2 separate regions of the Mus musculus genome follow, and region 2 is linked to region 1. The links are chromatin contacts, found by POLR2A ChIA-PET in ENCODE. All regions are on one chromosome and are shown on one strand. The core of a region is the stretch at or near the end of the contact, and the rest is flanking DNA. Distances in the headings are between cores, read along the strand shown. Region 1 holds the start of Nkiras2 (NFKB inhibitor interacting Ras-like protein 2). Region 2 holds the start of Eif1 (eukaryotic translation initiation factor 1).

Region 1 (5,093 bases), core at 984-3,483:
TACCTCCTTCTTGTCCTTGGACTTGTCGATCTCCTTCTTGAGCAGCTCGACGCGCTGGAACGACTCTCGGCTGTCTGTGCTGTAGACCAGGACGTAGCCATCGGTGCAGGAGAAGCAGTGCTTGGGCAGCTCGGCCCCATCCCGGAGACCCCGTGTATCATAGAAACGCACCTGCTCCCGCACCCCTCGGTCTGTCTCGATGGAGCCTACATAGATGTCCTCCTGGGTCTCGATCATCTCAGAACCTGGGTTAAAATGAGTCAAGAGAGATGGGAGATGGGAGCAAGGTAGATAGCCTAACAAGCCGACCAGACACAGGGCATAAGGAATATGGGGGCTCGGGAGAGACCAGACTTGAGAGTGAGACCGAGTGTCATGTCTTTATCACACCAAGCAAAAGGGCAACACAGAACTGGGTGTGGAGACACACACCTTGAATTGAAGCTCTTGGAGGAGGGGAGGCAGGGGCAGAGACAGGTTGATCTGTGAGAGTTCCTGGCCAACCTGGGCCGTACAGTGAGGCCCTCTCAAAGACGATAACAACAAGGCGGGCAGTAATAGAAGCAGACACCCTACATCCACCTCTGGCCAAGTGCTGTGGGGTGGGAATGGGCTTCTTCCTATCTTGGCTTTGGGTTTCTTCCTTCTAGATTTGTACAATGTCATAGAACTTGGGTGGTACAATGTTTTATTTTCCCCCTCCATTGTGGGGTTCAAACCCAAGGACTAGTACATGTTAGACCAGGGCTCTGACAGTCAGCCCTGCCTCCAGCCCTAATTGGGAGGGTGTGAAAGCAGCTGGTGTCCTTTTTAGCTTTTGGATTCAGGATGTGACCAGATCCTTCACTCAAGGTCTTCTGCCAGTCTCCCGGGCCCAGCAACACTCACCCACGACATGGTTCCCGTACAGAAGCTGCTCAAGGATTGAAGTTTTGCCCACAGATGCCTGGCCGCACACGACCACCTTGCAGCTCTTCCCCATGCTTAGCTTTCAACCTAAAAGGACAGAAGCCGTGTGGTGAGGGAAGACAGAATCCAAACAGCAGGCCAGGGAGCATCAGGGAGTTAGCACCACCCTGATGTTTACCGAACTACTGAGCAGTGAGCTGTAATTAACCTCCTTATCCCATGAGTGGCCAGGATTTGGCACACAGCCAGGGTGGGGTTAATGGCACCACAAAGGGAGGGGCTTAGAGAGTGGGGTGACAAAAACAGCTGGCCGGGTTTGTTCCTGTGCACAAGATAGGGCACCAAATACTGAAGGAAGTTCCACAAATACTCCTGTTCTTTTTGTTTGATTTTGGGGGGAGGGGGTTGTTTTGAGACAGGGTCTCATGTACCCCAAGCTGGCTCCCAGCTGATGAAATAGTTGAGGCATATGCACACCAGGCTGTTTTCTCCTTTTAACCATGACTTCCGTGAAGAAAGAAGCAGGGATTTTAGATTCTTCTTGACATCTTTTCCTCAGGGAGAGTGTGCAAATATGGAGAAAAACTTTCTTTCTTTCTTTCGGGGGGGGGGGGGCGGGGTTTCTCTGTATAGCCCTGGCTGTCCTGGAACTCACTTTGTAGACCAGGCTGGCCTCGAACTCAGAAATCTGACTGTCTCTGCCTCCTAAGTACTGGGATTAAAGGCGTGCAACCACCACTGCCCGGCATAACTTGCTTTCTTGAATGACTAATTTGGATGGCAATAAATTCCATTTAACCATTCCCAGTTGAATCCACCGGTAAAATAAAGATCTGACAAGAAACAGAATAAAGAGAAAAGTGCTTCCGAAAGATGGCTTTTACATCCCTTGAACTGACAGGCACAGAGAAAGCTCAGATTTATAAACTCTCTTGAGACTGCAGAGAGAGGTCCTTCTAAAGGGAAACTTCCTGACACAGGCACCCGGGGAGCGCCAGTAATCGCCCCTTCCTCCTCCCCCCAGAAAGCAGAGATCCAGAGGTAAGCCTCAAAGGGGTCCCAAGCAGAAACCTCTCCAGGAGAGTTTCCTGTCGCTCATCTCCACCCCGTGGTGTGAGCCTTTTAGTAAGCGACACTCGAGAGGCTGCCAGAGGCCGCCGCCACAGAGTACCCCTGAAGGGCACCCCTCAGAATCTCAGAGGCAATCACAGGACAACCAAAGTGAATCCGAGACAGAGGCCGCGCTGAGCCCTGCCTCCCAGCTCCATACCTCCCGGGTCCCCGCAGCACTCCCGCTGAGGTGCCCCCCGGAGTGGGCCGGACCATGGGAGGGGCAGCTCGACCGTAAAGACGGCCCTCTTCCTCTGGGTGGAAGGACTGACCCAGAGGTCCCGCCCCGCAACGGCCAGCCTTCAAGACAACTTCCGGCGGCGTAAAGTGAGCGCGGATCGCACAGCGCCCCCAGAGGCCGGCGGGGAAATACCCACCAGAACTTGTGTCTGGTTATTAAGCCGATGTTCCAGGCTCTGACACTAAAATGTTCTCTCTCTAAAAGACAGTGACCAGTGACGTTTCGTTCTATCATCTATGCGACAAGTTTTCTTTTTCTTTTCTTGGCTATGCTATGCTATGAATGGAACCCAGGATCGTGCACATACTAGGCAAATGCTCTTTGAGCCTCAATTTTTTTCTTTTGATTTTCAAGACAGGGTTCCTCTGTGTAGCTTTGGCTGGCCTTGAAATCACTCTGTAGACCATGATGGCTTTGAACTCACAGAGATCCACCTGCCTCTGCCTCCCGAGCGCTGAGATTAAAGGCACATGCCACCACGCTCAACTAACCATGCAATTTTTTTGAACTTAGAATGGAGGCTCACATTTGAATCCCAGCACTTGGGAGGGTGAAGTAGGGAGATTTTCTGAAGACAACATAGTCTATACAGAGACCCTGTCTCAAAAACAAACAGACAAAGAAACCAAACACCCCAGCACCTACTTTGTCTTGTTTGTGCCTTAAGTAGGGCCATATACAAAGGAAAAGCTACAAGTTAGAATGATTGAACCATAAATTCATTGTCTAGAATAATTAGCCAGCCAAAGTAACAATTAAAACCAACCATGATGAATGCTGTTATTGAAGTGGGGTGCTATGGGCATGGCAGAGGGGCATTTAACTTAGAGGTGACAGGTACCAAAGAGGAGGGAGGAAAGGGGGGTGTCTGTGTTCATGTTTGAAGGGCCGAATAGCACAGAGATTTCTGAAGCAGAGGAAATACAAGAACCATGACATTTCTTGTATCAGTCTGGGTTCTCTAGAGTCACACAACTTATGGAATGTCTCTATAAATTAAGGTGATTTACTGTAATTACTTACAGTCTGTATTCTAACTAACCCAATAGTGGGCAGCTGTGAATGAGAAGTTCAAGAATCTAGTAGTTCTCTCAGTCCCACGAGGCTCGTTGTTTCAGCTGGTCTTCTGCCTAAGCTGGAATCCTGAAGTAGTAGGTTCCAACAGATGTGCTGGCAAGTAAGTGCAAGCAAGCAAAGAAGAGTGAATCGCTCTTCTTCCAACGTCCTTATGAAGGCCTCTAGCAGAAGGTGTGTCCCAGATTAAAGGTGTGTGCCACCAGGTCTGGATCTGGAACTTGCTTTGTTGCAGGCTGACCTTACACTGAGATCTGCTTGCCTCCATCTCCTGGGATTAAATGCATGTAACTACCTTACCTGGGTTTAAGCTTTTCCTGGTCACTATTCCTCAAGATCTCCATGTCAAGATCCAGGTTAGAAACCTGTGTTCCAACCTCAAGATCTGGATCACAGGTGTGCCCTGCATTTCTGGATTGTAGTTCATTCCAGATTCGGTCAGGTTGACAAGCAGGGCTAGCTATTACACAGAGGAAATACAACAAGGTTCATGACAGTTTTGGAGCCAGGAATCCCTAGGGGCTCAGTATTGATTGCAGAGACTAGCCAAATAATGAAGATGTGTGGGAGGCCAGGGACCAAACACCACAATAGCACGCCATTGGTAAGTTTATTACAGGGAAATGACACACTCCATCCACTTTTGCAAGAAAGGTCATTCTCTCGGAAGAGCCAAGGCTTGGCAAAGATGAAACTGAGGATCAGTTAGGAGACTATTTGCAGTCTCTAAGTTTATTGTTTAAGAGTTTGGGATGAAAAGACTTGGGGGATGTGTGGTGTGGGGACAAAAAGCATTGATGACAAGGTTTCAAGCTAAGGGCAGTGGGTCTGTGTGATTTACCCCAGGTTTCATGTTGAACAGATGAACAGAAGAAATCTAACATAAGAAATTCAGGAAGGAAGAAAAAAATTGTTTCCCCCCCCCCCGTTGTTGAAAAATGGGTGAAAAATTAAATTCGTTAATTAAGGCAGTGGTTCTCAACCTGTGTGGGTCATGACTTTTTTTGGCAAACCTCTATCTCCAAAAATATTTACATTACAATTCATAAGAGTAGAAAATTTATAGCTACAAAGTAGCAACAAAAAATAATTTTACGGCTGGGGATCACCATGACAGGAGGAACCATATTAAAGGGTCACAGCATTTCAATTCACTGAGGTCCAGCTATCATTCTCTATCCAGTGGCCCAGGTAGTTTCCACTCCGTCAGTAATGATAAGGACCTACAAATAAGGTTAGGGACTTTGACACACACTTTCCTTAAGGGAAATTTAAATTCCATTGTCTTATTTTCGTTCCTTTTGGCTTTAAATTACAATTTCAAGGTCGTCTCCTCCCCACATTTAACCTCAGAGGGCCTCAATTTAATCCAACACTGTTGTGTGTGGTAGTGGTACTACAAAGATAATTATGCTGTCTTCCCAATCCAGACAACATCTGGCCAGACAAGCGTGCTGGGTAGAGTTTATGAGAAGTAGGAGTACAGGGGACACTGAGGAAAAGGGACCTCACCCCATGAGCTGCCTTATAAACTCCGGGGCAGGGGCTGGCGCGCCATGTCATCCTTTCTAGGCTTAACGCTGAGATGGCACTCCCAAGCGGCTGACATGAAAGCAGCCTCATAAAAGGGTCCGCGTCATTGGGGTGATGAACCAGTTGGTGCTTAGAGATCCGTGGAGGATGAAAGGAGCAGGGTGAAGACGCCCTGCGTTCCCCTCGCTTGGTTGGGCAGGGCTTCCAGGAACTGATGAAGCTGGGG
Region 2 (5,093 bases), core at 1,544-4,043, 300 kb after region 1:
TTAAATTTCAGCACTCTGGAGGCAGGGGCAGGTAGATTGGGAGTTTTAGGCCAGTCTGGTATATAAGAGCTCCGGAACAGATAGGACTAGGATAGTTCCTCAAAAAGTTGTGTGGAGCTTGGGACCATGGGGTATCAGAACTTGTGGGAGTGGGGACCTTCTACTCCTGAGATCCACAACTTTGCTTGCCTTATGCCCTCAGGATTTCCAACGCAGGACTAAACACAAGGACTAGACTACAGGCAGCTTTATACTTCCCAAATGCTGACCCAGGATGACCATCATTTGGGGATCCTCATTCTCCCTACACTTCAATACTTTGCAAGGTCAGGCGGCCACCTTTTAGAGCCAGTTCTCTATCATATAGGTCCCCAGGATCAAATTCACTACAAAATCCAACATGGCTAGTTTAATCCTGCCCTAGAATTCAAGCTGAGTGTTACAAAGCAGCCCCCCCCCCCACGTTACTAAGATAGCCCAACAGCCACAGGGCTCCAGCTGCTTTGTAAGCATATCAGCTCCAGAATGAATTCCATCTGTGTTGATAAGTGATGGGCACAGCTCTGGTAAATGCTTCCCAACTGAGCCTGTCTTTGTGATCCCTCTCTGTATGTAGCTTGACCAAGTGCAATCTGGACATCAGGCGTTTCTGAAAACAAGCTTTATTTAAATAAGGATTTAAATACATTACATAACATTGAAACTGGAGGGGGAAAGAAAACCAAAAGACCAGCTTGTTCCTTCACATGGCACTGGCTCGTACTGAGTTGAAGCCTCTACAGCTAGCCACACAGCCAATGGCACCAGCTTGGCATTTGTTCCGGGCTGGCCTCACCCTTCATGTCGCAACACCTCCCGGCTAGGATAGATCTGCTTCAAAAGACCACCCTGGTGGTGAACTAAATGTCCATGACTTCTCTGGAAAGGTAGCCCTTTCTGAATTCTACCTGGTCAGATACCAGGGCCAGAGACTCCCTCTAGTGACATAGCTGGGGCAGTGTTACCCATTCTGTTCAAGTGGTGACACTCTCCTAGGGCAGGGGACTCTGTCCAGGGAGCCCCAAGGAGCCTCTGGTCAGACATAGCCTCCTGTGATCTTGGGGTTCTTGGCTTGGCTGAAACCTTGTCATTGCTTTGTTCCAGGGTGGACACTGCCAGGGCTTACTGCTCAACCTGTTTAAATGAGGGACTTCAAGACTACACAGCATGGCTCTTTTCAGTTTATTGCATGAAGGAGTTACACTAGTCCAAGTTAAAAGCGGACCCCAAATGATTACATTATACAAGCTGTGAGGTTTTTAAACTTGTGACAAGGGACAGAAGGGAAATTCTACTCATTGCAAGGAAATCCTCACTTAAGCTTCAGAGAGCCACAAGCACTTAAAACCCATGAACCTTCAGCTGATCGTCCTTAGCCAGCCCAATCTGCAAAAAGAGGACAAGGGAGAGGGACAGGTTACATGACGTCAACAGATTCTCCCATATACACCTTGCAAGGAGTCCCAATAAAGAAGAGTACTTCAGTCTATCCCAGTAGACACAATGGTTCAATTGACCACTGTTACTAAAACTTCCCTATGCCACCCCCAAGTACTGTTTGAAAGTGGGAATGTCTACATGTATTTAAAAGCTCAACTGTAAGGATTAGAAATTCAGGAAACCCATAATGCATTGAGGGCGGCCTAAACTCACCTCTATCAGGAACTGGCATATGTTCTTGCGCTGGTCACCCTGTAGCTGAATTACTTCTCCATATTCTGGATGCTCAATTACAGTACCATTGCAGGCAAATTTCTGCAAGGACAAAAGGATGCAGCATCTAAGAGGCCATGCCATCAACACGGACTCCCTTGACGTTTGCACCCTCTCCCTTGGTAGACCATACAACGTGCTCTCTCCACAGCAGACCCACCTTCTTAAACGCCTTCACTAGTTTCTTTTTATCGTAATCATCAGCGATCCCTTGGACAGTGGTAAGGGTCTTCCTGCCGTTTCTCTGTTGAATTCTTATATGGATATAATCCTCAGTGCCAGCAGGAAGCAGGTCATCACCCTTACTTGCATCAGCAAAGGGGTCTGTGAAGAAATAATCCGGAGGTGTCCTTTGTTGTCCCTCCGGGAACTGGCCAGTACTAGAGCTAGCTTTCTGCTCTAGGCCAGCCCTCCCGCCAAGGCTGATCACGTGCTGGAGAGACCTAGTGGGCAGGCAGCGCCCCACCCGGCTGATGCAACCTACCGGAAGCCAGGCTCCCGAGGCGGGGCCTTCCCTCCCAGCTCCGAGACAACGACGGTGACGTAGAGGACATGACGCAGGGGTGGCGGGAGGGGGCGGGTGTGGCTCGCCGAGAGGCAGGAGCCATTAGTAAATGCGCCACCCGAGACGCCGGGCCCGCCCAAGGGCTCACCTCCCACCCGTTTCTTCCGGGCACCCTCAGAGGTCGACCCTGGGCGCAGATCTCGGTTCCACGGGCATCACCACCCCTCCAGCCCGAGCTAAGATGGGCTCGCCGCGCTCGGCGGCTCTCCGAGCTCCGACCCCGCCACCCCCCCCCCAGGCCCGCGCGACCTTCCCCAGGCTCACCGAAAGAGTGGAGGTTCTGGATAGCGGACATACGATACGATTCCTTTTCCTCGGTGGAAACGGCCTGCGGAAGGCGGCTGCGGGAGAAGGCGGGCGGGGGGGACGGAGCGTCGGGAAGCGAGGGGGCTCGAGGGGGAGGCAGCTGAGTCCTCGGCGGCGGCTCAGTGACTGGGGCGGAGGGGCGGCGCCTGTATTCACTTATATAGCCGCCCCTGTGACGCCAGCGCGCTGCCCTCACGTCTCGGCCCCACCCATGGAGTCAAGCTCCCGGACGCCCGAGCGCTGCGGCTTCCTATTGGTCGGGGGGCGGAGTCAAGGCTTGACGCGTGCGCACTGGGTTTGGCCTGGAAAGGATGTTCTGTTGACTCAGGGAGGGGCGAGAGGGGGGAGGGAAAGCTTGGTCCGCCTGCGCGCTTGCGCAGTGGGCATGGTAGTTGTCTGAGCGGCCGCGAAAACTGGCGGAGGTTTCGAGCGCGCCTGCGCCTACCGCACGTTCTACCATCTTGACCCTGTTGGGGTCCTGGCACTAGCTCTGAGATGGGTCTTAGGGTGAGGATCGATTTGCTTTAAAGGGTAATTACGTGCGGGTCCTCCAAAATTCGACTGATCCAGCCACCCATCAACCTACCCTTCTCTGCACGTATTCACAGATATAGCCATTTAATCAGCATAAAATAACGTGATCAAAATTTGGACCTTATATAGGGTATCATTTGGATTAGCATGTTTTAAAATTGGTAACCAAAAATTATTATTTAGATTAATTCTTCTAAGGAAGGAAGTAGTCCCTTAGGTAGGAGTGGGGACCCCAGGAAAAAAATGTCCAAGCCTCACAGGATGCCTTTTGTCCTACAAGCCTGTGTGTGAGGTAAAGCCTTTGTAGAGTCTAGGTGAATATTTTTTTCAAAGCAGTTAACCTTTCTTTTTGTTTTTTCAAGACAGGGTTTTGGCTGTGCTGGAACTCTATAGACCAGGCTGGCCACATGGGGTCTGCTTTTGCCCCATGAGTGGTGGGATTAAAGGCAAGTGCCACCGCGCACACCTTTAATCCCAGCACTTGGGAAGCAGAGACAGGCGGATTTCCGAGTTCGAGGCTAGCCTGGTCTACAGAGTGAGTTCCAGGACAGCCAAGGTATACAGAGAAACCCTGTCTCGAAAAACCGAAAAAAAAAAAAAAAAAAAAAAAGAGACAGCCAAGTGTGATGTAACTGGGTTTGTGGGGGCCAATAGGAGAACCAGAGGCTGATAACTACTGTGTCAGACTTTATTCAAATGCTCCCCAAAGAGTGGGTGCTTTATATAAAATCTCTTAACTTAAAAATACTGCCAACTTCTAGGTATGGTGGTACATCCCAGCTCTCAGGAGAAGGAAGCCAGAGGAAAAAGTTCAAGGTCAAGTGAATTCAGTACTAGACTGGCTACTGTCTCTGAAGAACCAGAAAAATAGGCCGGGTGTGGTGGGGCACGCCTTTGATCTTAGCACTTGTGAGGCAGAGGCTGGCAGATAGATGCCTGCGAGTTTGAGACCCAGCAGATCTATACAATGAGACTTTCAAAACAAGAAACTGCTGGATGGTGGCACACACCTTTAATCCCAGCACTTGGGATGCAGAGGAAGGTGGATTTCTGAGTTAGAGGCCAGCCTGGTCTACAAAGTGAGTTCCAGGACAGCCAGGGCTATCTATACAGAGAAACACTGTCTCGAAAAAAAAAAAAAAACAAACAAAAAACCAAAAGGCCCAAAACAAATACAACAGAGAAAAAAAATGCCAAAAAGCACCACACAATTCCAACAAAAACTTGCAAGCTTAGTCAGGTGTGGTGGCACACGCCTTTAGTCCCAGCACTCAGGAGGCAGAGGTAGGCAGATCTCTGAGTTCAAGGCCAGCCTAGTTTATAGAACAAGTCCCAGGACAACCAGGGCTGTTTGTTACCACAGAGAAACACTGTCTCTTAAAGCAAACAAACCAAACTAAACTAAAACAGCAACAGTAAAAACTTGTGTGCTGGCCTCGTGAACAGTCAGTTTATGCACAGGTCATCAGTCTCCCTGACCTCCTGGACAGGCAGAAAATAAACAGACTAATAATACTGGGTCGAGAGAGGTGCTGGGGAAAGAATTGAGCTGGTGTGACAAGTGCCACAGACCCAGGCTGCTCCTTCAGATGAGCTGGTTAGATAAGACCGGTAAGGCGGTGGCATCGTGGCCTGAGTTTATAAGATGCTGTGGAGCAGGGCAGAAACTCATCAAACAGAACATTCCCCAGGGAGGAAAAGGTGGACATGAAAGGATTTTATTGAGGGGGGGGGTGTCCTGGGGATTGAGTCCAAGGGTCATGCTGGGCAAGTAGTCCTGAGAGGTGTTTTGTTTTGTTTTGTTTTGTTTTGTTTTGTTTTGTTTTGAAGATGCACTCATTTTTTTCAGGGCTGGAGAGATGACTGACTGTCTGCTCTTTGAGAGAATCTGAGTTCTAATCCCATGCCTCACATGGTGGTTCCTAGCGAGCAGTAA

The links. ChIA-PET counts read pairs that join two places held with the same protein, here RNA polymerase II (POLR2A).
Region 2: POLR2A ChIA-PET joins it to region 1 with 18 read pairs in embryonic stem cell. The contact joins the promoter of Eif1 here to the promoter of Nkiras2 in region 1. POLR2A ChIA-PET finds 5 or more read pairs at or near these places in 3 of 5 experiments (Patski and embryonic stem cell).

The regions. Positions count from the first base shown.
Region 1 is chr11:100,620,095-100,625,187 of GRCm38, reverse strand. Nkiras2 (NFKB inhibitor interacting Ras-like protein 2) reads right to left here and starts at 2,233. Exons shown (of 4, transcript NM_028024.2): 1 at 2,180-2,233; 2 at 889-996; 3 at 4-245. The coding sequence starts at 982. It also overlaps a transcript of Dnajc7 not described here.
Region 2 is chr11:100,317,649-100,322,741 of GRCm38, reverse strand. Eif1 (eukaryotic translation initiation factor 1) reads right to left here and starts at 2,793. Exons shown (of 4, transcript NM_011508.2): 1 at 2,582-2,793; 2 at 1,913-2,076; 3 at 1,693-1,794; 4 at 643-1,425. The coding sequence starts at 2,612. The coding sequence ends at 1,381.